2 separate regions of the Homo sapiens genome follow, and region 1 is linked to region 2. A link is a loop called in an ENCODE intact Hi-C map of the cell type or tissue named here. Cell type or tissue: psoas muscle. All regions are shown on one strand. Each heading gives the region's core, and the rest is flanking DNA. Links, peaks and the distances in the headings are about the cores only.

What was found. Peaks named below come from ENCODE experiments on the same cell type or tissue, not always from the same donor. Only the 100,000 strongest peaks of a DNase experiment are listed, where the experiment ranks them.
Region 1: a loop joins it to region 2, with 2.9 times the contacts of the local background. A loop is called at or near these places in 26 of 110 quality-filtered maps.

What each region holds. Positions count from the first base shown.
Region 1 is chr4:76,935,130-76,947,985 of GRCh38, reverse strand. The region is part of intron 1 of LOC105377294 (a long non-coding RNA gene); the gene reads left to right. Among named protein-coding and RNA genes, the nearest start is that of SEPTIN11, 8.2 kb to the left of the region's middle. In psoas muscle, for the core only: no CTCF peak of the experiment used is centred there; a DNase peak (open chromatin) is centred at 3,995.
Region 2 is chr4:76,998,206-77,014,665 of GRCh38, reverse strand. It overlaps SEPTIN11 (septin 11), which reads right to left. Exons shown (of 10, transcript NM_018243.4): 3 at 8,870-9,065; 4 at 2,745-2,931. Among named protein-coding and RNA genes, the nearest start is that of SEPTIN11, 57 kb to the right of the region's middle. In psoas muscle, for the core only: no CTCF peak of the experiment used is centred there; no DNase peak of the experiment used is centred there; H3K4me3 peaks cover 768 bases; H3K27ac peaks cover 1,946 bases.

The DNA of each region.
Region 1 (12,856 bases), core at 101-8,100, 59 kb after region 2:
TGGGCCGGGCGCGGTGGCTCACGCCTGTAATCCCAGCACCTTGGGAGGCTGAGGTGGGCCAACATGGTGAAACCTTGGCTCTAAAAAAATGCAAAAATTAGCCAGGCATGGTGGCGCTTGCCTGTAGTCCCAGCTACTATAGAGGCTGAGGTGGGAGAGTCGCTTGAACTCTGGAGGCGGAGGTTGCAGTGAGCCGAGATCGCGCCACTACACTCCAGTCTGGGTGACGCAGTGAGACCCTGTCTCAAAAAATATATAATAATAAGATTACACACAGATGGGTGCTGTGCAAAGGGAGGGGGAAGACAAATACTTTCTTCTGCAGCTCTGGTACATGGACATTTTGTCCTTTCTCCATAAGGAGGATCAGACAGCAGCAGCACTGCCCATGGACCAGAGGCCTCATGTAAGGCCTGGGAAAAGAGGGCTCCACACACCACCAACCGGATGTAAGGGCAGTTGCAAAGGAACTGTGTTATCTTGACCAGAACAGACTGTAGAATTTGTTTATCAAATTTTTTTTTTTTACTTATTTATTTTGTGAATGTATATGCTGTAAACTCATCTGCTTAGATTGTAAGAATGTGAATGCCCTACCTTGGTGGGTAGGTTAGTTTATTCTAATCAGCAAAACTTAACGTTACATATTCCAACATCTCATTTGGGATGTGAAGATGCTATGGGGAGGGTGGGTATCCTGGCATTGCTAGAATGTTGGAGCCTTAGCGAGAGAGTGGCAGAGTGGGGAGAACCTGGCACTTCAGCTACAGATGATCACTTATGAGCTTTGTTATATCAAATAAGTTAAACTTTCATCTCATTTTTTTTTTTTCTATTGTAAAATAGGGTAGTAACAGTGAGTCCTGGGGGAGGACGTGTTCTGTTAGCCAGATCCACTCTCCAACCTGCTGTCTGTCCTTTGGAGCCTTAACTCAAGAGACTTTCTTTCCCTCTAGCTTCCAGTTGAGTGAAGGCACTAGGAAGCAACAGCGATGGAACAAAGAGGAAGGAGTATGGTTATTTATTCCCCCCTGGCTCCCTTACTATGGCACCATTGCAGGCTGGTTGCCTCCCTCAACCAAAGGAAGCAGCCAGTATCCCTCCCTAGGGTGACCCAGAGTAAACCCCTATGGTTTCCCTTCATTTTGCACATACCTTTGCAGATAGTCTTTTTATAAAACTCTACTCACATTATCCAGTAGGAATGAACATCTCATTCCTTCACAGAATTGTTTTGAGAGTTAACTGAGAAAATACTGTATTATTATTATTAGAATGACCTATAATTTCTGTCCAAACTGAGAAACTTTTGAGGCTGGGAAAAGGGGGTTTGTGCTGATAGTAATGATGTCAGGACAATAGGAAAAACAAGGACTTATGGCCACCCCAGCTATTATTGCCAGTAAACTCTGCTTTAGACATATTAAGCAATCAAGAAGTGGTCGTACTATCACGCTTCTGTCACTAGACTATGAATGTCTCAAGGTAAGAGTGCTTTTTTGTCTATTAGCTTCTGTCACATGGTCTGGTATATTCAATAAATTTTGAGTTGGAGATGAGGGTAAAGACTAGGAAATGAATAATTTTTATTGCCATACTAAGGTAATGAAGAGTCAAGGAGGTCTTTAAGCAAAGAAAATTTGCATTTTAGAAAACAGCTATAGTGAATATTTGGCATTGTTAGTAATTTAGGGTCTATTCCCTTTTTAATTGAACCCCAATTTATTTGGAGAGCTTTTCCAATGAATGTTTCAACTTGGTAAAAAGTAAATGCCTCTTAAAAAAGAGGTTCTGGGCCAGGCGTACTGGTTCATGCCTTGTAATCCCAGCACTTTGGGAGGCCAAGGCGGGCAGATCACCTGAGGTCAAGAGTTCGAGACCAGCCTGGCCAACATGGCGAAACCCCACCTCTACTAAAAATACAAAAATTAGTGGGATGTGCTGGTGCATGCCTGTAATCCCAACTACTCGGGAGGCTGAGGCAGGAGAATAGCTTGAACTCACAAGGTGGAGGTTGCAGTGAGCCGAGATCGCACCAGTACACTTCAGCCTGGCTGACACAGCCAGACTCCATCTCAAAACAAAACCAAAAAAAGAGGTTCCTCGCTGGCTGTGGTAGCATGGTGTAGTCCCAGCTACTCAAGAGGCTGAGGCAGGAAGATCACTTAAAGCCAGGAGTTTAAGGCTGTAGTGCGTTATGATTGAGCCTGTGAACAGCCACCGTACTCCAACCTGGGCAACATAGCAAGATCTCACGTCCAAAAAAATTAATTTAATTTATTTTCAATAAGAGGCTCCTGAAGAGACGTTCCATCACACCCTTCCTTTCATCACCACAGTACATACATTCTTAAGAAAGTATGTGATCTAAGCTTGGCCAATTAGATGCTGTTACATTTGAATTTTGAATCAAGAGACACAAAGACAATACAAATTGTTACAGTTTATGCAGGCCATAAATTATTTTTTACTTTTTGGCAAATTGTTACAGTTTATGGGGTCTACAATTTATTTTTTTATTTTCTGGCTTAAGTTATCTAGGATTTGTTTCTGTGGTTTACAGTCAAAGAACCCAAAGACCAGATCACTCTTGACTACCATAAAAATGATTAATTATAAAGGGATACAAGAAAAACAGGAGGCTGGGCACAGTGTCTCATGGCTGTAATCCCAGCACTTTGGGAGGCCAAGGTGGGTGGATCACTTGAGGTCAGAAGTTCGAGACCAGCCTGGCCAACATGGTGAAACCCCATCTCTACTAAAAATACAAAAGTTAGCCGGGCGTGATGGTGGGCGCCTGTAATCCCAGCTACTTGGGAGGCTGAAGCTTGAGAATCACTTGAACCGGGGAGGCAGAGGTTACAGTGAGCCGAGATCGCACCGCTGCACTCCAGCCTGGGCAATAGAGCAAGACTGAGTCACAGAACAACAACAACAACAACAAACAAAAGCACACACACAAAACAGGTGATAAGTTAGCTATTGCCACTTTAATTTTGGATGGTTTAACTGACTGTCCTGAACTGACTGATCCTGAACTCCTTCTGCAACACAATATGTAAAAATGTTCATTAAAACATTGTAAAATGCATCTACATTTGAGAGGAAAAAGTAAAACTCTCTATTCACAGATAACACAAATATACAGAAAATCCTAAGGAATCCACTAAAAAATCATTAGAAGTAATAAATGAACTCAGCAAGTTTACAAGATACAGGATCCACTGAGATTCTGATAAACATGGAAGGCAAAAACATTGAAACCGTCATTTATAAACTCACATAGGCTCCAGTGATTATCTCTTCTTTTCTTTGTTAAAAAAATGCATTTAAAAATCATTCTAGAAAATTGTTAGGCAATGTTAAATTTACCAATAACTCTGACTCTTCTTTGCCCCTACCACTTTTTATTATCTTTGAAAATCAAGACAATATTTGCCCTTCTTCAATCTTTTATCATTTCTTATTTTTCTCTGGCTTCTGGAAAGTGAGTAATTACCTTTACGATCACTTATGAAATCTCTTGCATGGATAATTCATTTAGGCCTAGAAACTCATTTAAAGCAATCGATTGCTTGCTTACCATGCTGGATTTTAGTAGCCTTTAAATCATGTTTATTCTACCTTTTTTCATTAAAACATTAGTCTCTTTGGGAGAGGAGACAAATAAATTAAAACTTGAGTTTTACCTTTTCTTTGTCATCTGATAGCATTATGTCATCAGCACGAAGCAGTAGCTTCCATCCTTTCTTGTTCACCCTCTTGTGGCAAGTATTACTTGAAAAACAAAAAAATAAATTTAAAAAAAGTCTTTGTATTCTTTTTAAAGGCAAAAATTATCTAAGCCTGCAGGGACATTTCCATTCTTATAGGCTATGGTACTCTTTAAAGCACGCTGTTTAAAAAATCTGATTGCAATAAGTATGTCCTGTGAAGTGACATGCTCCTTAGAGTAAGATGACTTGGCTTGCTGGCCACTCTGTTTGGCAGCCAGCCCTGGAGCTGGGTCAGTTTCCCCTGGCTCTGGCATCACTCCTTCTCAGATAATTCCTTTCTCCCTGTGGCCAGTCATTGTGGTGACAGTTATTATTCTTTTTCATGAGCCTAGAAAATTTATGTGGTGGATGTCCCTCTGAATACTAGATACTGCCACTGAATTAGAAGAGAATCATATGCACTTGTATATTCTGACAGCCATGTCACTTACACCTTCTCACCTTTTGTCTCGTCCTATTTGCTATCTACCATTCTACCACTGTCCATTTCTACCAGCTGAATAACTCTCTGATGCAGGGGTTACTCTGCACCCTCATCTCCCTTACTGTAGACTTGTTCCTTTTGAATGAGATAAAATTTCCTTGACTTATAATATTTCAGTCATAATTTCCTTGCTACCTCATGTACCGATACCTATTGGATTATGTTCATTTTGTTAATTTTCCCAAGTTCAATTTGCTTTACCACTAATTCTCTCTTTCCAGGCTGAGATTTCAAAAGTCATCAGCATTATATTTCACCTTACTTCTGTCTGTTTTATTGAGTCCCATCTGAATCAGCAGAAGTGGCTGTAGGTTGGCTGGTATCATGAATTTTGGCAGATTATGCTTCATGAGTCATCATTCCACACTTTAGGAAGATAACGAACTAGCCGTTGCAAGACTGCCTTCCTACTCATCAGCAGAGAAAACATGGACTTGGAAGCCAGGACACTTGCGTTCGTGTTCCTACACTGTCAAACATCATGAGCTATGCAAAATTTTTAAGTTGATGTATTTGGATATAGGCGAAGCTGCTGTAATGGGAATATCCCAAGAGTCATTGGTTAAAGAAAAATAGATGGTTTTTTGTTTGTTTGTTTTTGAGACAGTCTTGCTCTGTCACCCAGGCTGGAGTGCAGTGGTGCGATCTCAGCTCATTGTAAACTCCACCTCCTGGGTTCAAGTGATTCTCCTGCCCCGGTCTCCCAAATAGCTGGGACTACAGGTGCAAGCCACCATGCACGGCTAATTTTTGTGTATTTCTAGTAGAGATGAGATTTCACCATGTTGGCCAGACTGGTCTCAAACTCCTGACCTCAGGTGATCTACCTGCCTCGGCCTCCCAAAATGCTGGGATTACAGATGTGGGCCACCGCACCCAGCCTAGATGTTTATTTCCGATTGTTACCTTATCTACTCTGATCAAAACAGTCTCACCAGCACCATATCCACATTCTAGCCCATGGAAAGGGTAAAGAAAAGAAAGTGGAAGATATTAGTTTCCATTTAAGGAAGTGACATGGAAATAATATAAGTCACCTGTGTTCACATTCCACTGGCAAAAATTCAGTCACAGGAATGTACTTAGCTGCAGAGGAGGCTAGGATATGCCCTCCAAAAACTCAGGGGGGATGTCCTACTTGTAAAAGGAAGAAATGAAAAATGGACACTGAGAGGAAATCAGCAGTCTCAGAGGTAATATACTTACACAGTTTTTTAAAAAACATAAAATGATGCAGAATGAAGTTTCCACTCTATTCACCATCTATCCAGTCCTCATGCCTCCCAACAAGAGGTAAATACTTTATTATTGTGTCATGTATCTTTCCAGAGTTTTTCTAAGCAATTTGCAACAGATATAAATATGTATCCTTATTTCCTACCTTACCCCATATTGTACATGAAAGAAAAAATATACTATGTATAACATTCTGTATCTTTTTTTCACTTAATATATTTTGCAGTTCCTTTTATATAGATACATAGTTACCTTCTTCATTCATTTATACAGCTGCCTACTGTTTCTAAGGCTATATCACTGATAAAGTCTCATGGATACACTCAAGGTTTTTTCAGTCTTTTATCATGATAAACCATGCCGCAATAATAACCTTGTACTAGTCATTTTTAACATGTGAAAGTATATCTGCAAGATACATTTCCAGAAATGGGATTAGCCAATCATATGATATTAAGCCAACCTTTTGATCTCTTTGAGCTGCATTTGTTAACTAATAAATTAAGCTCATATTTACCTCATAGGATCATTATTATAATGAAATAACCATATAAACAATTATTGTACAACAATATCAAAAACAAAATAGAGATAAGTTTATCAAAATATGTGTAAGATCTGTACTCTAAAAACCTATAAAACTGTGTTGAGAGAAATTAAAGGAAGCCTAAAGTAATGGAGAAATATACCATGATCATGGATTGAAAGACTCAATATTGTTAATATGTAATTCTCCCTAAATTGATCTACAGATTCAATATAATCCCAATTGAAATCCAAGCAAGCTTTTTTTAAAAATAGAAATTAACAATCTGATTGTAAAATGTATGTGAAAACACAAAAGACCTATGCTAGCTAGCCAAAACAATTTTGAAAAAGAACAAAGTTGGATAACTTACACTGTGCAATTTCAATACTTAACTAAAAAGCTACAATAATCAAGACATGGAATCGGCCAACATACAATCATATAGTCCAGTGGGAGAGCATATGGAAAGTCTACATATAGACACATATGGTCAATTGATTGTTGGCACAAGTGCCAAGATAATTCTATGGGAAAGGACAATCTTTTCAACTAATCATACTGGGACTATTGGATATCCATATAGAAGAAAAGAACCTCAAACCTTATTTCACCTATACACAAGATTGAATCCAATGGATCATAAACCTAAGTGTAAACAGTAAAGCTTTGTTTAGAAGAAAACAAAGAAAAACTCTTCATGACTGTGGGTTAGGCAACAGTTTTGTAGAGGAGACACAGAAAGCACTAACCAACTGGATATTATCAAACTTCAAATTTTTGCTCCTCAAAATACACCACTAAGAAACTAAAAAGGTAAGCCACAGACTGGGGAAAAATACCTACACTATTTGCAAAAAATAATAATGACAAAATATGTGAACATACACATAATAAAAGAAGATACATGTTTGGCCAAATGCATGTGAAATGGTGGTCAACATCATTAGTCATCAGAGAAATGCAAATTAAAGTACAATTGTATGCCTCCTAGTAGAATGGTGAAAATTAGAAAGACTGATGATTCCAGTTGTTCGGGAAGATGTGGAGTACTGGAACTCTGATGCCTTGTTGCTGTCTTTGTTTAGTGTTGGTATAACAGAATACCTGAGGCTGGATATTTTACTTTAAAAAAGAGGTTTATTGGGCTTATGATTGTGGTGACTAGAAGAGTCAAGATTGGGCAGCTGCATCTGATGAAGGCCTCATGTTGCTTCAACTCATGACAGAAAGCAGAAAGAGAGAGTGTGTGTAAAGATCACATTGTGAGAGAGGATGCAAGAGAGAGAAGCCAAGGAAGCCAAACTCATTTTTAACAACTTGCTATCATGGGAACTAATTCATTCTCTCAGAGCAAGAACTACTCACCTCTGTAGGAGGGCATTCATCTATTCTTGAGGGATCCATCTCCCTCACCCAAACACCTTCCACTAGCCTACCTCCCAACACCACCACACTGGGGATAAAATTTCAATATGCATTCCAGTAGGGACAGACCACATCCAAACCATTGCAGTTGGTGAAAATGCAAAATGTACAAGCACTTTGGAAAACAGATTGGCAGTTTCTTATGTAGTTAAACATATATTTACCATATGACTCTACATTTACACTAAAAAATAGTTACACGACAGAAATAATGAGTCCACAAAAAAGCATTCATAGCAGCTTTATGCATAGCAGCCAAAAAATGAAACAGCCCAAGAGTTCAACAACAGGTTAACTGACAAACAAATTGTGGTACCTATATTTACATAATAGAACCCTGCTTTGGTATAAAATAAACCATGGATACATGCAAAATGTAGATAAATCTCAAATACATTATTCTGAGTGAAAGACGTCAGACCCCAAAATTACAAATGGTATGATTCAACATATATGAAATTCTAAAAACACAAAACTGTAGTTACAGAAAGCAAAACAATGGTGGCTTGGGGTATCAGATGAGGAGGATGGACTTGAAAAGAGCACAGGATGGACTTTTGGAGTGATAAAAATCTGTATCATGGTTATAGTGATGATTAGATGAGTGAATGAATTTGTCAAAATTCATTTGTCTGTACACTTAAAATGGGTATGGTTGTATACAGGTTAAACATCAATAAAAAAATCTTAAATTGCTGTACTAATATTGTTTTTGTGATATCAAAACCTGTAAGAGTGGACCTCTTTCTCTACAAGTTATCACATGCCATCAAACTTTTGCTTAGATTTGTTGAATGCTTTTCTGTCTCAGGCACCATGCAAAGTATTTTGTATGCATCTCTCATTTAATCATCACAGCAATCCTCTGGCATTTCTCCATTTCTTGATGAGGATACTAAAGCACAGAGACAATAAGAATATTATCCACTTTGGGAGGTCAAGGCAGGAGGATGGCTTGAGGCCAGGTGTTTGAGACCAGCCTGGGCAACATAGCAAGGACCCATCTCTACAAAAAACAAAACAAAACAAAATCATCCACGTTATCCAATGTCTAATTACACTGTGAAATTAATAAGTGGTAGAGCTAGGATTCAAGCCCAAGTTTGTTACCCTACACCACCCACATCTCTCAACAAGCTATGTTGCCTCCTCAGCACTCATATCTTTCTTAATATAGCTCTTGGAGTTTCACTCACAAAGGCTAAGAGAATCACCTCCATTGTGAAAACACTACAAATCATAAGGTCTAGCATTTGAAGGAGAATCATTAGTTGTGAAGAGACAGCCAACCAAGGAGACCCAACTTGGTTCTTTTTTTCTTTTTTTTTCTTTTTTTTTTTTGTGAGACGGAGTCTCACTCTGTTGCCCACTCAGCTCACTGCCAGCTCCACCTCCCGGGTTCATGCCATTCTCGTGCCTCAGCCTCCCGAGTAGCTGAGACTATAGGCGCCTGCCACCACGCCCGGCTAATTTTTTGTATTTTTAGTAGAGACAGGGTTTCACTGTGTTAGCCAGGATGGTCTCAATCTCCTGACCTCATGATCCGCCCGCCTCGGCCTCCCAAAGTGCTGAGTTTACAGGTGTGAGCCACTGCGCCCGGCCCCAACTTGGTTCTTACTGAATATATGTTTAGCACAATCTAGTACATAGGAGGCACTATTATTGTTGTTATTATATTATTTTACATACCCCTTGGGATTCTCTTCTGTCTGCTGCCACTACTATATTGGCACTCAGGATCTGCTGATCCCCTTTAATACCCTGGCCCCAGTCCACACAAAGACTCTTCCTTGTTTTCCCCTTAGCAAAACTGAAATTGCTGGAACTTAAAAAAGCTTAATGCTAGTGGAGTACAAAAGGCAAACAAGAAAATACATAATTAGGATAAAAGCCACCTGGCTTACAAAATATATGTTTCTGAACTTAGCATTTATTCATTAAACATTTACCAATAGTGTATACTATGAAAAAAAAAACAATGTGTAAGACAACATGTATGCTGCACTACCACTTCTGTAAAAAGGGAAGAGAATGCATCTAAATGAACATGCATCTTCAGAAGGATGCACTAGAGATTGAGAATAGTGTTTGCTTTTGTGAAAGAGCACGTGCAGCAGGTGTGGGTCAAGGTGATGAACATTGTGAGTGACTCAACCACATCCATTCTACACAAATGCATTTGGAAAATGGACTTTTTAGCCAGGGATGGCTCTGATTGTTACAGGTATGATTCCTTTCCCCTGACAGTGATTTGTTAAAGAAGAGATATGTGACCCAATTCTGTCCAGTGAATGAGAGGAGAGCAGAGGAGAGGTTTGCTGGAAGGTTCTAGAATTTGCTTTCTTACTCTAAGGACAAATTCACAGAAAGTCAGTTGGACACAAATAAGGAAGGATGAAGCCCAACTGTTTCCATTTGACAACTGTGAAATAAATTAGCCTTAGGCTGAAGCCCAGGCAGTAGAGAGCAGAGTAGAAAAACAGAAAGAATCTGTGTCCTTGATAATACGGTGAAGCTGCTAAATCAACTAACTGAACCCCATCTCGCATCTCTGGTAAGAGAGTGAATACATTTCCCTACCAGTCAGGTATGAGGTTTCTATTGCTTGCGGCTGAAAACAATTAGTGCAGATGGAGACTTACTTATCTTCTTTTATGTTTCTGTATCTTCCTTTTTTGAATTACGTGCATGTATATCTATTTTTAAAATTTTTAAGAGTTTATGTGGGCCGGGCGCGGTGGCTCATGCCTGTAATCCCAGCACTTTGGGAGGCCGAGGCAGGCGGATCACCTGAGGTCAGGAGATCGAGACCATCCTGGCCAACATGGTGAAACCCCGTCTCTACTAAAATACAAAAAATTAGCTGGGCATGGTGGTGCGCACCTGTAGTCCCAGCTACTCAGGAGGTTGAGGCAGGGGAATCGCTTGAACCCAGGAGGCGGAGGTTGCACTAAGCCGAGATCACGCCACTGCACTCCCACCTGGCTACGGAGCAAGACTCCATCTCAAAAAAAAAAAAAAAAAAGTTTACTTGTTCCAGGCATTGGGAAAACTCACTTTAATCTGTAGGGGTTTTTCTCAAGATGGGCTTTCTTAAGAAACTTGCTTCTTCCTCATCAGTGATCTCAACCACCCAAACTCCTCCAGGAAGATGTAGATTTACTCTTTAGAATGAATATGGGTTGAACTATATGAAATTGACATTTTTTTGTACCAAATATTGGTAATTTCACAGTATAAATCAGTGTTCAGGTAGAAGAAATTCACATGTTACAACCATGGGCATCAGTCCTCCCTGCCAATGCTCTTGGTCATCGAACTTTTCACTTGGTCTTTCCCCAGTTGCTGTTTATTTTAATCCTTTTACCCCTAGATCACAGAGAATTGATGGAGAAAGAAAAGAACCCTGCAGCTCAGATCACTATACGTTCATGCTGTCTAACCCTGTTTTTGTTTTCTCTATTACTTGTCATTTCCTCTAGCAGCTATATCATGCTTCCTGCTTACAGAGAAAACCAAATCTTCCCACCAGGGCTATCCTTATGCACCCTCATATACAAATTGCACCTCTGTCTATAACTCTCGGCATCCCTTCTCTTTCCCAAAGATGCTGTCCCAGACCCTGCACTCTCAATTGTCTGATGTTGGAGCAGCAGATAAAGCAAATAAATAACACTAATACATCATAATCTAGAGTATTAGTTAGCTATTGCTGCATAACAAATTATCCCCCAAAATGTAGTGGCTTAAAACAATCACCAGTGATTATCTCAGTTTCTGTGGGTCAGGAAATCAGAAGTGGCTTACCAAGTGGTTCTGGCTCAGGTTTTGTGGCATGGCAGTCATGATGCTGGCTAGGGCTGCAGTCATCTGAAGGTGTGGAAGGGGCTAAAGATCTGCCTCCAAGATGGCTCACTCACATGCATGGCAAGTTGACACTGGATGTTGGTGAGAGGACCCAGTTCTTCGCCATGTAGTTTTCACCATAAGGCTAAGTGAGTGTCCTTATGACATGGCAGCTGACATTCCCAAAACCAGTGATCCAAGACAGAGCAAAGAGCAAGGTGGAAACCACAAGGTCTCTCATGACCTCACCCTAGAAAATTATACTGTATAATTCCTACAATATCCTATTTGTTGTCATATTAGCTCTATTCAATGCAGGAGATGACTACGGGAAGTGTGAATACCAGAAGGCAAGATCACTAGAAACTATCATGGAGGCCGAACACCACAGGTAGTTATTATTATCTCCAGTATACAGATGAGAAAACCAATTCTCACTGGGTCTATAACATATGTCAAAGTCACACATCAACAAAACAGTGGTAGAGGCTGATCTGCCTCTTAAACCCATACACTTGCTACTGTCATCCTGCCTCTGGTGTGGTGGTGTACTATCCTGGAATGACTTTGAATTGTTATGTCACTGTTAAACTATTGTTTAATTTTTTTGCCTAACCATATTTTATAATTTTTCCTTTTTCTTACAAAGCTGTGCATATGGTAGACATTCAGTAAACAGTTATTTCTACCCAATAAGTCAACTTAGAAAAACGGAAGGGTTGGCACCCTTATAAAGGTTTGACATGGCTACTGTTGTCCAATGATATTCTAGTTTCAGTAGGAGCAAATTAATGATAATAATAATTAAGGGAGATAGAAGGATAACTGGACATGAATCATATTGGCCCTAGCAGAAGGGTTGGGGAGAAAAAAAGAGGCCAAGTTCAATTCTTTTTAGGGTTAACCCCACATTGGATCCCAAACTGGATCTGATCACCTTTCTCTCTGATTCTTCTTATCATCATCTTCCTCAATCAGATGAAGTTTCCTAATAGAAAGGGGTTGAATTTTAATGTATTATCAATTCATTCTCTGGTCCTATGCAATAACAGGGTTCATATTGGTATCTGGATTTAAATATTATTTATTTCAATTTGTTGATGTTTAGGTAAATTTTATATATATATACATATATATGTAGGTATACTGTTTATTTATAAAAATCTTAGAATCTTTAATAAGCCAACCTCTCAGAGAAAAGCACATTAATATACTGATGTATTTTCTTCTAAAACACTGAATATTTTTATATAATTAAAAGATGATGCTAAAAATAGCACTTTATCCTTTTTTACAATGTAACATTTTTACATTTTACATTATTAAAAATCCTTCAAGAACGTTACTTGATTCATTGATTATTTCTGATTACATATTACTAAGACCTCTTTGCAAAGAATTTGGAAATTTCTGAGAAATATAATGAGAAAAATAAAAATCACTCATAAACTCACCATTCAGATAGCAACTACCAATATTTTTATATATTCACTTCTAGATTTTTTGTATGCATACTTACATATATAGAAATGTATTTGTAAAAATGGAAGTGTTAGGTTG
Region 2 (16,460 bases), core at 8,194-16,193:
TTTTGGGGTAGAGATGATAATGAAAATCAGACTTTCTACCTAGGTGAAAAATTAAGAAGACCTGAGATAAACTTTTAGTTCCATATTCAAACACTTTTACTTCCTCCCATCCTGCACTGAAAGTATACTTGTAATTTCCTCTCCTATGCTACCTCATTTTTCTTTACAGAGTAAAGGAAGTGTTACTCTTCTATGACAAATAGTGATAACAAAGGAACTTATTCTTTGAATGACCAACCACTCCTTTTAGACCCCTCCCATCTACTTTAGGCTCTTGAGTTCGCACCTCCTAACAGTATAACAGCAAAGTTTTTGTAAGAGCAGTGGAGTATTCAGTTCTATGCAGCCCAACATCCTTTCTTTCTTCTGATGACCTGAAAATTGCTGAGAGGAGAACCTATGTATTAGCCAAAACAAAAATGGTGTTGCCCACTGTAAAATTTTTCAAAATCACACCAACTAATTCTTTTGAAAATCAGTAATTCCATCAAATTACTCCTTCATGCCAGAATAAAATCGAGCGCCAAAGGCAAGGCTCACTTTCACAGCATCAGTTACAAAGAACAGGGGAGAACTCAGAATTTGACATTAGTGGCAGGAAGCCCAGAAAGGGAGCCAAGGATACCCCAGAGCACAACTTCCAAACCCCATGTGGACATTCTTTCCCCGGCTGCCCCCAGCCCTGTGCACAGGACACATTTCTTAAATTCGCATTTTAAGATTAACTTTCCCCTAATCCCTGTAAACACAGGTTTCAATAAGACGTTACTGACATCCGATATATAGAACTATGATCTTCACCCAGTTCAGGTGAGAGAAAACAGACTCGGTAAGGAAGCTGTCCTAGCCAGGGAACAGAGAGTCTTTCGGGAGGTGTTCAGGTCCCATCTGCATGCCTTTGCTTCTCCTTTTATCCAAAGGCCAAATTAGAAATCCTGATAAACCCGAATGAGATGACATGCTGAGAGAAAGACCTATTCTTCAACCTATTCCTCAACCTGCTCCTAAGCTCACCATGCTTGGGCTTCCTCCAGCAAGTTGCAGACTAAGAAAAACATCATTGATGGTGGGGGAAATGTTTGGATCAGGACCAGAGGAACAAGAAACTTCCTATTGTTCTTATTGGCTATCTTTGATACACATTTAGTATTTAATTAATGTCAACATAGACAAAATGGCAGAGATTCACTCTTTCTTGGCCAAATTGATCAGAGGAGATAGAGAAATCAAGCAATTTAGTTTTAAAACCTCTTTTTCCTCACTAGCCGGACTTGAAAGTCTTTTCTGAAATGACCATACATTTGCTTAACCCTTCCCTTTACTTGTATAAATAAAACTTTGATATTATCATTTTCAGATGCTAGCTAGCTCTCCAACTCTCCAACAATATCACTTCTTTGAAAGTTTAACCTGCTTTATGGTTGACTGTTTGCTTTTATTAGTTGTGCCTGTTTTGCCTTTTTCTTTTCCGTTTTCAATGAACTCTATTAAACATAATAATAGTGTTGGATATTATCCGGCTGGGTCTGCATACTCAGCCCTCGATTAGGAAGCCTCCTCACTCTACTTCCTTCAGAATGTCTGTGGAGAATGGGGCACTCTTGAGAACAGGGAGGTCTGCCCCTGCTTCCAAGGACACAACAGACCCGGAAGCGGCCCTCACTGCCCGTGATCTCTCCACTATCATGGCTAATGGCACAGCTCCCAGGGAGCTGAGGAATCAGATGGGATGAAGGAGGGTTTCTATTTATTCTGCGAAGAGTACTCTAGCTGCAGTGATCCTTCCAGGCCATTAGAAGATTTTTCTGTAAACTACTGTGTCTGTGCCTGCTGGAAGCCAAAGGAGCCTGGCTTGGCTTCAGCCTCTCCAGCCCTTTAAAGGACAGTTGAGACAGAGGCCTTGGGGACAGGCTGATCTTCTGAGCATTCTCTCACTGTTTTGTCCCTCTGGAGAGACAGCATCTTTATCAGTGTTGTTTAGATAAAATCATAGTAACAACACCCAGCAGAGTCCTCTAAAGAGCTTTATCATCTGATAAGACTTTTCTGTGAATGCAAAAGGGGTTTTGAATCTAACGGTAAATACCATCCACAGCTTAGTTTTGTGGTTGTTCTTGTTGCCATTTGTTTCATCCTTATTTCAGAATGTATTGTCTTCTATTTATTTCAAAATGGAAAGTCTAATTAATATATAGTAAGGTGCAAAATTTTATCAAACTTACCAGTCTCTTCCTTCATGTGTTGTGAAAAAGAGAAGGTATAAATGTGGCAAGCTCAGGGATCACACTGAAATTAAGACTTTGCTTTACTTGAACACACATGTGCAGTTCAGTTTTAAAATTGAAGAAGCTGGACCATTATCATCACAGAGACAAAAATTTAACCTTTTATTCCATTGTAAACTTTGAATTAAAACCAAACCTCTAAACACCTTTTAGAGAAAGTTTTTTTTTTTAAGAAAGTAAACAAACCTGGAAGTTATATTTCAACCTCCCATTTAAGAATTAAAAATACTTCCTGGAAAGCAACTTGACTTTTTTTTTTTTTTTTGCTAGTTTTGTTTTGTTTTATTTTATTTTTGTCTAACAGGCAAGAGGTTTTGAAGCGTTTTTCTCATGCTGTCAAACACTGTTCCTGTAATCCAGGAAAAAAAAAATCACACTGAAAGCAGAGAACAAATTAGGGCATTAGGATAAAGAAGATCTAAAAGGAGAGTGGATGATAATCAGAATGGCAGCAAGTACCTTACTGTCCAGCTTTTTCATGGTGACCAGATCCAGGGACTTTAGTGAATGTCCAGTAGGGGCAATAAAGTAGAGGCAGGCATGGATCCTCGTGTCATGGTAGTTGAAGAGAGAACGTTTAATCTTCAATTCCTCTTGCAGGTAGGCCTCGAACTGGGCATCAATATATTCTACTATCGGCTTATAGCTAGAATGCAGAAACAGCATGTTTCTAGTCTCAAACCTCTTTCACAGGACAATCCTCCATTCAACATCACAATGGCTTCTTCTCTCCTAAGGGCTAAAGCCCAAGTCCTTACCTAGGTATCCAGGCCTTCCATCACCTGATCCCTGAACAGCGCTCCAGGCTCACCTCTCCTGTCCCAGCCACGCCCAATCATTTGTAGCAGCCCGCCCCCCACCCATGTCAAGCCCTTATTTCCTCTGTGTCTTTGCTCACGCTGGCCCCTCTGCGAGAAACCTGTCTTTTTCCTACTCTTCTCCTGGCTAACATTCATCCTCTAAAACAGAGACTGTACATACGTGGAGCTGACTGCCACTCCCCCAAGGGGTATCCGTGGAAGATATTGCTAAGAGACTGTGGCATTCTTTCCTGCTGGGCCAAAACTGGGCCTCAAAAATCCATCTCAGAAAAGTGACTGTGATAGCCTCTCCCTACTGATTGCCACTGGTGCACAAAATGAAACTGGTGTGTGGTTTCAGGATATGACACCACCACCTACTGCGAGCTATTCCCTGGTCATCTGCCCTATTCCTCCAGAGATGGGGGCTGTCTGTGCTCCCATAGCCCTGTGCATAATCCATAACTCATCTAGGAACTGAGGCGCCTAGACTATTATGATCTTCAAGATTCCTTTCAACTCAAAATCTTCATGATTTAAAGGTAAATGTCGTAACCCTCTCTTCTCACCAAATCATTCAAATCTGTTTTGGATAATTATGTGTAATCCTATTAACTGACCATAAACACAATGACTAATAGCATATTGGGGATACACATTCCATAAACCACATGTCCAGGAAGTAAGTAGTATATTAGGTCATTGTGGGAAACCCACTAATTCTTTCTGGTCTCCAAAGGGACTACTCAGAAGAAGTTCGTTTTAGCAACAAAGAGACTGTTCTATTAGGAATACGAAGAGTTAATTCTCCCCAAACTTTATTGCCTTTCCGAAGATACAAGTTTTAAGAAAAATAAAAACCTTTCAACACCCAAATCCCATACCCATAAGTTAAACTGAAACCCTTGAAAGGGAACCACAAATCTTTTATAATAAAAATGACGCAGACATCCTAAGAAAAACAAACATCCCCAAAATAAACAATAACAACAAACAAACTTATGAGCAAAACTGAAAGCAGTCATAAAAAGCTTTTTGATATTTTTCTTTGGTGATTTTATCACAATATATTGGTTCAATTAGAGTAGACAAAATCTCTAGAGGCTTTAAAAAAAAAAAAAAGGTAGGATGTACCTCAGCAATAATAAAGTTCCAAATCATGACAGGCAAAATTCCAATAAGAAGAATGAATGAGCAATAAGATTCTTCTATATTTTCTAATCTTGAAATATAGACATATATTGCATAATAATAATAATATTTAATGAGATAGTTATAGAGGATGGTGGTTAGAAACATGGATTCAAGCCTAAAACCATAATACAGCCGCACAACTTACTAGCTGCACAGCCTTAAGCAAGTCACTAAACCTCTCTGTGTCTCAATTTCCTCACAGGTAAATCAGAGACAAAAATAGTAGTTCTATCAGAGAGCTATTGTGACAAATAAATGAGCCAATACATGCAATACATGTAAAGGGCTGGCACATAAAAGTCAGATATAACTATTTCATAATTATATAATAAACAACCACCACTATAGAATCAAGCCTGACTTTTTAGAAAAACCTAAGGAAAAAAAAAGGAACTTTACATTCACCCAGTTCTCTGCTGGTTATCTGTTCTGCTATGGAGCTCATGTCCAGTAGGGAAGTAGAGCAAGCCACTCCAGTGAGGTCCACCCATGCCCTTTGCCCTTTGAGTCTGGGGCTGATCCTTCTGTCTCCTGACACTGAGGCAGATTTGGGGATTAGGGCTCTTCCCCAGCAGCCTCTTATCCCAAAGGGTAAGAGAAGCAGCTCACAGCAATTGCTCCCCTGCCTCCCCTGTGTCTGATTTTTAGCTTTTAGCACCTCCTCCTCTCAATAGTAGTCCAAATATGGTTCTGTTTTCTATTAGTTTCCCTTCTTGCCTCTGGTTTTGATTCTGATCCTCCAAAGATAATGAGAAGCATAACAACACTCATTTTGCAGTGAGGAATGCTTTCCCCACTGGATTCAAGATATCTTTTGTTCTCTAATATCTCAGGCTTCCTTCTACCTGTTCTTATTAGAGAGTCCTGGCCAATCATTCAGTCTCCCTTCTTTTCACTCTATGTATTCCCTCTAGAAAATCATACTCATTCCTGTGTTCCACTCACCATCTATCTGATGACAAGTCATAAATCTCTACCTCCAACCCAGATCTTTCCTCTGAGCTTCAGACCCATCCACAATTGGTTATCCTATATTTTCAACTGCTTCTCCAACTAAATATGTCCAAAACTGAACTATTCATCCTGCCTTCAAACCCTCACTTTCCCTGTATTCCTTAGCATGGTGGGCCACCACCCACACCACTGGCCAAGTCAGAAACCTGGGATTCAACCTGGAGCCTCCTTCTCTTATGTCATACACATAATAAATATGAAATCCCATCTACTTTACCTTCCATACCATTATTAACCAATAAAAAGAAATGTATTCCTGGACAACAATTTACCAAAACCACTATTCCCTATGTCAAAGATTTAATTATGCTGATGAAATAATTTCTTCTTGATGAGACTCAAGCCAGCCAAGTGGTTTTGTACTCCTCATCATCATCCTGTAGATGAGATGAATTATCTGCCTCTTCCTCCAAATCCTTTCCACTTCTCCATCTAAAGTGAGAAAGATAGGAAGCTTAATCCCAACTTAGCCTTTTGCTAGCCCCATTCCTACTAACACTTATTTATATTTTTTTTGCCAATTAAAACTTCCCTGAATTGTGGCCATATCAATCAGAGGAAAGACAGGAGGACAAATCCAATCTAGCCCTTACGTTTTCACATCATTTTCTTTTAAGGCATGGAGATATTCCTTGTTACACAGCACTCATTTTTTTTTCCATATACCTCCAGCCATAAAACATACACACACACAAAAATGACAGAGGCTAACCCTAAAACCGATGGAAAAAGATACTTAGACAATGTGATCCATCCATCCAACCTACCCACTGATCATTCTTGCAAAATGGCCAATGCCATCATTCAGGGACTGACTTTCCACTTCATATACGACCAAATACTTACCATGTTTTTCCCTTATCTTGCTGTCTGTTAGCCAATTTTCCTTATCCCTTGACTACCTCCACCAGAAAGTGTGATTAAAAACTTAAAATTTAAAGGCCAAACAGTCCATCTCACTACTGTTTTATAACTCTGATAAAGATTTGGTGAGGTTGAAATTCCGTCTCAGGGGATTTCAATTATCTCTGCCTTTGAGGGCTAACTATCATTACAGCTAGTGATACGCCATGGACAGCTCACCTCCCATCTCCCCAGTGTGGGGCAAACTAATTATTCTATTTCCAATTGAACAACAAAACTTGCTTTCCCTTCTTCCCCAGGCCCCTTTCTTTCTCCACTGAAGAGTACAAACAGCCAAAACAAGGAAGCCCTTAAATAACAAAGAGTGAAATGTGCTTTTAAACATAACAGGAAACCTTACCAGATCTCTCTTCCTGCCTCCTTCTAGCTAGCCTGGTCTGAGGCAGATAATAATACAGGAATGTTGACATGTCCAAAGCCTACATAAACAAACTGGGACATTCTTGAAGTCTTGCATCTATGGCAGAAAAGCTTGCCTAATCCCCAAAGTAGGTAAAAATCAACATGGGCATAGAGAAATACCACATCCCTTTCCATATGGTTATATATTGATGCAGAAATGAATATCCCACTTCCAGTTTCTTGAGGGAGGCAGAGCCTGTCCAGATAACAATTTGTGAACAAGTAATTTGGCTTTACAGTCAACAGTGTCAACAATACCTTCTGAGGCACAGGGTAACAGAGAGTTTTAAGTGCCATTTAAAGAGGTTATGCAATAGCTGTCAAGAAATTTCAGAGGAAAAAAAATATTTGGTATCTAGGTTAAGTTAATATCACACTTCCTCTCTTCTAAATCTCCTTGGAAACTATTATTTGACCCAAATGAGTCAGATAATTTCTTAAGGAGGGCTCCAGCTGCAAATATGAGGATATGCATTGTGCTAACTGTTTGCTGCTGAGTGCTGATTGGGGAGTGAAAAGCCACCAGCAGCCCGAGGGAAAGTCCCAGTTTAGGGGAGAGGCAAAAATTGAGTGGCAGCACTGTGGCAACCCCAGTGAGCTGGAAGAGCACAGGGAATCTCAGCAAGAGGCTATGTGGAGGATGGTTCTCATTCCTTGGGGGAGGGATCCTGAAAAAGTACAGTTGCTGTCTTCCAATCAAGGAATGGACAAGCAAGATTTTTCCTAACGCCAGTGAGAAAATCTATACCAGTCTGAGAGATGGAGAACAGGCCTTGCTCTGGGTATATTCTGTGAGTATGCAATGATTGAAACCCCCGGCTCTCTTCCCAGCTCCCACAATGCACTTGTGCCCCTTTCCTTATGACCAGGCCTTTCTCTTCATTTACTGCTCTTGGCATTACAAACAGCCTTCAGGCAGGGGCCTCTCCATCATTCCCTGTCATTGAGGTCATATATTAAGAGCAACTGCTCAGCTGCAGTGTCAGAGCTGAACTTGTTCCCTGCCCCAGCACAATGTACAGATAGTCCATTTTGGTATGCAAAATAAAATCTTTCTCACTCTATCTACCAATTGTTCCTGTTATCACGGGACAATGTCTACTGAAGAGCATTTAAAGTGCTTTGTAGATAAAATAAAGAGCTTGGTGCTCAGCTAAAGAATGAATTAAACATTTATCTGTCATTACTGTGGTGCTCATACTTATATCAGGCATAGATAAAATATATCTAGGCATTTCTAGATAAAAATAGTCGAGTTCCTCTTTACAAAACACATGTGTATAATATACAGTTTTGAGGAATATGGGGAAAAAATCCTGATACAAGCAAAGTGTCTGAGCTGTAAGCAAACACACCCTAACTTACTGATTTGTTGTTCATGTCTACATGTTGGTCACACTAAGCAGGTAGACACTTATGCCCATAATGTTGTAACTGCTCAAAGATGTTTCTGGAAGCCCCATTCTACAATCACCTTTGGACCTGGGGCAGTTTTATTTTAACTTTCTCAAACTTCTTTTGAGAATGAATGTACTATGTAAAATAGTCATAAGACATCTGAGGTTGAGACTGATGAACAGAATTGGTGCTCTTGAGAAGGAATGTGAACAAAATCCTGAGACTAAGACTAACATGGGTTGTATGCCACGAAATTTTAAGAATTGAAAACTTCCCTCAAATAAGGGCAAAAGATAACTCATGGTAAAGACCCAAACTTACATGGTTTATAAATGGGGTACATTATAAAAACTCAGTGTACTATTTTATCATTATATAGCAAGCCATGGTGAAGGCATTTGATTACCTGGGGCAGATTTGGTGGAGCTTCTAGAGACCTCCCCTCTAGTGTCCTGGCTTCCCAAGCAGTATGAAGTGATTGATGGCTGGGGTTTCTGCTAAAACTGTTCTGTAGGGTGGCTGGGTGTTTCTCTAGATTGCTTTTCCTGGTAGGAAAGCCCCAAACCTGGTTTCATGGCCTTTGTGGAAAGATGTTGTAAGCTAATTTAGTCCCTCTAATAAAGCCCCTTTCTGATCCTACTAGCTGGGATCAATTTTGATGTCTGATTCTGACCTCAAGGAAGAATATTCTCAGAAAAATTCTCAGAGGACAAGAATATCACACCTTTTAGGCAATAGAGGACCAAGCCCCACAACTAAAAAATCCCCAAAACATTTGGCCTTTAAATTTACCTGGGATGGATCCTGCTATCTCCTCATCCATTCATGTCCCCCCAAAATCCCAAGATGTACCTGTCATCTTTATTTATCTGGTCTCCAAATCCCACGGTGTCAACAATGGTTAACTTCAGCCGTACATTGCTTTCCTGAAGCTCATAACTTCTGGCTTTTAACCGAACACCTGGTTCATTGTGAGTAGCTGGGTCACTTTCAAATTTGGTGTTGAACAAAGTGTCCATTAACGTGGATTTGCCAATGCCTGTCTCACCTACATAACCACAAAAGAAAAATCAGAGAATGTGTCAATGTCTCTCAGACATCAGTTCAATTCATCAGTATTTTTTATTAGTCATGATTATAAAGTTTAAAAAAGAAAAACTGTCACCAGAAATGTCACTGTGAAGAGATAATTCTTTCTATGTGTAATCTATGGAATACCTTCCTAAAAATGCCTCAATGAATTTCAGAAACTATTTAGCAGAGAGATTTCAAATTTACAGATCAAGAGATTCTTCTTTACCTCTGAATAGAAAAATTGTACTTGTAAGATTGCCTGTGCTCAGTTTGTATATTACAAGAACAAGAACATGAACTTTGTCTCTTTCTCTCCTAAATGTTAGAGTATAAATCTATATTACTTAAGGGATAAAAGACTATACTGTTGAATTTCTGTTACTTGAAACAAGTGATTCCATTTACACTGAATTACCTAAAAGATCAGTTAATTCAACATCAATATGATACCATGTCGTAGAAAAGAATTACATTATTCAAAATAACACTCTTGATGACAATAATCACTAACATCACTGAGTGCTCACTTTGTGCCAACCCCGGTGGCAAGAGCTTCTAGTGCATTATCTCTTTTATGTATGTATGTATATATGTATTTATTTATTCAATTTTGAGACAGAGTCTCGCTCTGTCCCCCAGGCTGGAGTACAGTGGCGCGATCTCGGCTCACTGCAACCTTCATCTCCTGGATTCAAGTGATCCTCCCAGATCAGCCTCCTGAGAAGCTAGGATTACAGGCACATGTCACCACACCTGGCTAATTTTTGTATTTTTAGTAGAGACGGGGTTTCACCATGTTGGCTGAGCTGGTCTTGAACTCCTGACCTCAAATAGTCCACCTGCCTCAGCCTCCTAAAGTGCTGGGATTACAGGCATGAGCCACCACGCCCGGCTACATTATCTCATTTAAACCCTAGTACTACTCCCATGAAATAGGTACTACTGTTTCCTCCATGTTCAAGATGGAACACTAGGCTTAGATAAGATTTATGAGTAACTTGCCTGAAGTCATTGCTAAGTGGTGGAACCAGGGTTCTAACTCAAGTCTGTATGGTTCCAACACCTGCACTCAACCAAGACAGCAGCCTGATTTTACTATTACACAGAAAACTGACTGCCTAACATTTTCCAGTTATGGTTATATTAATCTCTCCATATTGTTTTTATTTTTCTTTATCCAGCTGGAGTCAAGAAGCCAAACATTTGTGGCTTCTTAGATAGTTTTCCCAGCTTCAGTGTGAAGTTTGTGACAATGAAAGTAAATGATGTCAAATGACCTTATTTACACTGATAATTCAACTCAGTAAGTGTTTACTGAGATCTCCCATGTGCAAAGCAGAGTAGCAGGTATCTGTAACCACTGTACCAATCACATGATGACACCCAAATGTGGGGCTATGAAGAACTGCAGCCCAACCCTCAAAATAACACCAAGCAAATTCTCTCTTAATTCTAATTCTTATTGTTGAGTCAAAGACAGTTGGCAATGAGAAAAAAACAGCCTTATGTTCGTGGTGGTGGTGGCTGAGCATATGATGATGGAGAGAAGCAGGTAGAAATCTAGAAACATTAGCCCTAGGGATACCTTTTTTCTTTCTTAATCTGGAAAATTTTTCAATTAGATTTCCAGCTCAATTTAAACTTGCCAATATAGAACAGCCCTTTCAACTACTTCTAATCCCAATATGTTCCTAGGAGCATCCCCTCTTCTAAGGACTGCTATAATGACTTTAAGGATGGTAGTGTTCTATGGAAAAAAGAAAAGCTCTGGGCAACCCTCCCACTATAATGACAAAATCTACTTACTAGTTATAAATTCTGTATTGTATACTCATTGCTTTCTAACATAATACAAAAGTGAAGGAGGATGAAGTCTTTCTGGATTTGAGCTTTCTCTGATTAGAAAAGCCTTATATGGCTTGCCTGTAACTATGATGATTCACTTATAGGATAAAAGTTGGTCAAGTATATTCATCTTACTCTTTAACCTTTCCTGTGTGTCCCTGAACATCTAAGATCACAGAATTTCCTCTTTAGTCAACCATCATTCAGCCAGTATTTTTCCAGTGCCTACTATATACAAGTTCTGTGCCAAGTTCTGAGAATTCAAGAAACTAGCCTGATAGGGTGTTCTCCCACATCTTAGAATCTGGTCTAGAACATGACTGAATAATACCAGTCAGACTCTAATTTATAATTATGGGAACACCATTCTAAGTGTTTGTCATAACCGCTTTCCTCTTATAAGCAAGACCATCCTTTACATCCATGGCCCTGCTAGTTGGCCACAGACAACCAGACCATGGCTAGGTCCCTGACCTCAAGGCAACAACAGAAGCCCAATCATTTCACTATGAGCTGGGGCTCCACATTGGAGAGTGGTCTATCTAATCACAGTTTTTCTCTTTGGGTATTTGAATGAGATACATGCAATCCCCACACAGCGTGATGGCATGAAAAAGAAACAATATACAAAGAGAGGTAAGTAAGCAGAAACCATGAGGCAGCAAAGGCTGTGTAAGTAAACAGAAGCCATGCTGCAGACAGAATGTAGGCTGGGAATACAGGAAAGAGCAGATAGATGGGGTAGAGCATCGGAAATCCATCATGAAATTAATGCTTGGGCGCTCACTGTGTGACAAGCATAGGTGCAGGGATGAAGTAATGAATAAAAACAGACACTGACACTGTTTGCACGTTTGTAACATCCTGAATGTCATTCCAGATCTCTATGGGGTCTGGCTGTGCAGCAGTTGAGACGGTTTCCTGTCTTCCTTACTTTCCTGAATAGTCTTACAAAAAAAAAAACCCTCCATAAAAGCAATATAAAACCAGTCTCTGCTCCCTAACCTGAAAGAGTTTAACAAGTTCACACTCACCATTCATGGCTTAACAAATTAACTTTGAGCAAAACAAAGTTACTGTGTAGTGGATACAGAAATAAAACAGAGTTCTCACTGCTAGTCAATACCGAAGGTACTTGAGTCATTTTAAGTACATGCTACAAGTGTAACATTCTCAAGCAGAGCCAACTTCTTTTCAGGATTTACCTATTTTTAGAACACAAAAGGCACAGAAGCAGATCTGCCCTATAAAAGTTTCTCCTTCATGGGAAAGGCTCTGTCAGTAGAAAGTGACCTACTTAACTTTCATCTTCTTCCCTAAGAATAGCAATAAAGACTTCAATTACATGGCAAGCATTCCAGGTTACCTGGACAAGACTGAAATTATCATCTTATTTTACTAGGTTGAAAATTGCTTAAGCACCCATGTGAATCAGGAACACCATACTTTTTAAAGGCATGGTAATTTTAATTATCATTTACATTAAGGTGGAAATTACAAACAATTAGCATACCAGGCCCTACTTACAGCACAGGGTTAATCAATGGGTTGAAAAAAACCACTGTTCCTCTAAACTTTGGTGTGCTTTGCTTTCCATTTCTATGGTCTGTGCTTTTAAGAGCTGTAATTAGACACGGCAACTCCAGCAGCAGTGTGATTCACCAAAAGCAGTTCAGCAGGAAATGACAGCTTTTGGAATAAAAGGAACTCTAGAAGAACTAGGGAAGTTTTTCAATGCATTAGCTTTTTTTCTTTAACAGACAGGGTCTCACTGTGTTCCCCATGCTAGTCTCAGACTCCTGGGCTCAAGCAATTCTCCTGCCTTGGCCTCCTGAAGCACTGGGATTAGTTTTTGAGGCTTCTCTCTAATCTTTGTAAGCGGAATCTCATCTATATTTTTGAGGACCCATAAGACAAAAATTTCTTTCTAACTGAATAACTAAAAGCCTACTAGGCATAGGTTCCAATTCAAACCAAACAACCATAACAATATTTTCAGAAAAGTCAATGACTAAAGTATTTCAAAACTCCCTAGCAGAATGCCTGGCACAAAGGAGACATTTATTAAAAGTTAATTGCAGGCCAGGCACGGTGGCTCACGCCTGTAATCTCAACACTCTGGGAGGCTGAGGCAGGCGGATCACCTGAGGTCAGGAGTTCGAGACCATCCTGGCCAACATGGTGAAACCCCGTCTCTACTAAAAATACAAAAATTAGCCAGGTGTGGTGGTGGGCACCTGTAATCCCAGCTACTTGGAAGGCTGAGGCAGAAGAATCCGTTGAACCTGGGAGGCGGAGGTTGCAGTCAGTGGAGATTGAACCACTGCACTCCAGCCTGGGCGACAGAGTGAGAGACTCCATCTTTAAAAAAAAAAAAAAGTTAATTGAAAACAAAAATGATCATGGTGATGATTTATACAGAGATATGCCACTGTGATAGATTTTTTTCAGAGTTTGTTGTTTATTTTATCATAAATTCATCTGCCTAAACACTCTATTGCTACAGTAATTAGAGACCTTATTAAAGTGCTATCTGGGACTTCTGTTTTTCCTATTCCTGCCAATGCTAGTAAACATGATGCCCACATCACAGGGGAAAGCAGTCCTACCTTTTCCATTCTATCCTCAGGCTTATTTAACCTACGAGCTCTAAGGTGAACAAGGCGGGGGAAAAACAGAGGGATTGTATTATTAATTAGAAGGTAACGGTAGATTGAACAAATTGTTGATCTGTGATTCAGCATCTTTCACTCTAATTGCCAAGACTGGCTACTTGAGTAAGTAACTGTGCATGGGGATCTGCCTGCCTTCCCTAATTATTCTAGATTTTACTCTTGGATGGAATCAGAGAGTCAGAAAGCTACATACCTAAGTTGCGTTGTTCTTGTTCCTCATAGAATCACCTTTGATGAAACATACTCCGGCATAAGATGAGCCAGCGTGTGGCACCTGGCATTTCATTAAACAATTGCACTGACTTAGAGGATGCCCAGGAACCCAGACCACTACATACACCAAATCTCTTTTCTGAAAATCCATGGAGAAATTTTTCCAGGTAAAGCTGTGTTTCATCTGGAGCAATCATTTTGTTTTTACTTTATAGATACTATAAATCTGTCGTATGTTAAACTTTTTGCTTGTGTTTAGCATATAACACATGCTCACTAAATATCTGCTAATGAATGAGTGAATTAATAAATTTTCTCCATGCTCTGACCACTAAGCTGAGAGAAAAATGTAATACTTCATCAATTAATTGCTATAGGCAGGCCTGATGGCACACTTTGAGTACTGACTCTATCCCTGGCTTCACCTTTATTTTCTGGGGTTAATTTTATCTTCATTCGTTTTACCCTATAAGCCATTTACATCCTTTCCTGGAAAAACAAGACGGGATAAAAATGTTTAAGATTTGATTATAAATTTCCACAATTTATGTTGACACTATAGCCTTGGCTAAGATGGCCTTACACTTACCTGTTTTCAATTCCTGTTCTCTCATCCCCTCAAAACAATTAAGGTTGAATTGTGGACAAATTTTCTATTTCAAAATGTATTACTAATTTACTTTGACTCTACTATCAAACTGGTTCTTCTTCAAAAGCAGAGATGTTACAGTATCTTATTTTCACCTTTGTATGTTTACAAGACAGCTGGATCAATGTGGATGAGGTTTTTTCGTAGAGTTAGTATCATTTTGGAAAATGGATGAGAAAGACATACAAATTTAAAATTATGAAAAAAGGCTAAATGCTAATTTAGATCTAATTTAGATTCTCTGGAGAATTACAGCATGGGTAAAATATGAAAGGCTTTATTTAAACTAAAATGTGGCTTCAGGAGTGATTTAGGTGTGTTGTAGCAAAACAGAGAGAAGGGGAATGATGAACTCCTGGGTGTTCTGTTATCTCATTTAACATCAGAATTCTCTTCCCAGTGAAATGAAAACTATTCTTCCTCTATTACATGCCTTCCCAGGACCAACAGAGATGGGTTCTAGCAGCATACATTTAATTCATTATCTCTGAAACTAGACTTAGTTCATGCCAGGACCATTTTCTGCCCTGTTTTATTTCCTCTGCTTTCTTTCAACCTACAGGTTCACGCCACAAAACAAAATTACAATTCTGAGACATTTTTGGTAAAAATTTTCCTTACCGGGATCATAATTTTATTTTTTTTATCCTTAATTCCCTCCCATATTTACCACAAAAATGTAAATTCACGCTATAAATATCACACATGTGCATACTGTGCAAAAAAATACAAATGGGCAGTAAGAGGAAGGGAGTAAGTAAGGAGGAAAAGTTACCATGGATGCTGTTAAGTTAAATATAACACCTCCTCCTCTACGAGGCCGTCCAAATATTTTGATCTACTTTTTATAGACTCTTATTTTAAAAATAGATGGACCATTGATTGACAGTAAGTTTTTTCTTATAAAGATATTATGCTATAAAATATGTATGGCAACGGGATTTGATATTCAACTCTCTGAGGATGATATTTAATGCTGACACTCCTATCTCCCAAAGAGCTCACGCTGGCCCCAAACAAGGGGCTCCAAAGGGTTATGGAAAACGACCTGGAGAGTTAGATATGCTGACAACGAAGGATATCCAGGATTCCTTGTGGAGCGAAAAAAGGAAAATGCACAGGATGAACAACATGATCTCATTTGTGTAAAAGCAAAACAAGAAAGCACCTATGTAACTGTGAGAAAGCTGTTTTTATCTGTCCAGTGTGTCTCTCTCCCAAGCCCTATCTCCTTTCTGATCCTGTCTTCTTGCCTATGGGGAACCTTGTATGTTTTGGAGTGAACTGACTCCATCTTCCCCCCAGGCTGAGCATGTAACTAAGTCCTGGCCAATCAGTGAAATCCTGACTGTTTGGTGAGACGTGTCAGGAATGCCTTGTTCCTTCCCCTGAGGTTGCTCGGCTGGTGATGCTGACAGAGCCAGACTGCTGTCATGAGGAAAATGCCTGAATGTGAAGCAAGCAGAAGCAGGATCAAGAACCACAGACAGAGGCCTGATGGGGCTCGTTGAACCCCTGCAGCCAGCTGCTCTTAATTACCCAATTCATGGTATTAGCTTTTCAGTGTGTGTTGGAGGGTGGGGGAGAGTCTTAACTGGGTTTAAGCTGTATTTCTGCAATTCTCTGTGGAAAATTTCCTGACACAAGAATACTAAAAGAGCGATGCAACGTGACTGGCTTTGAGAATGGATGGAAGGAGCCAAGAGCCAAGGAATGCAGGCAGCTTCCAGAAGCTGGAAAAGGCGCGCACTCTCCCTAAAGGTTCCAGGAAGGAATGCAGCCCTGCGGACCCATACTGGACTCCTACCTACAGAACTGTAAGCCACCAAAAGCAATTTCCTAATACAGAAAGATGTCAAAAGTTTCTAGAAGGATCCCACAGTGTTATCTCTGTGAAATGGAAATGGGGGTGGGAGATGAAAGGGAAGTGTTTTATAACATTTTAAACAACAAATATATATTATGTTCATTAGTTTGAAAAACTAAT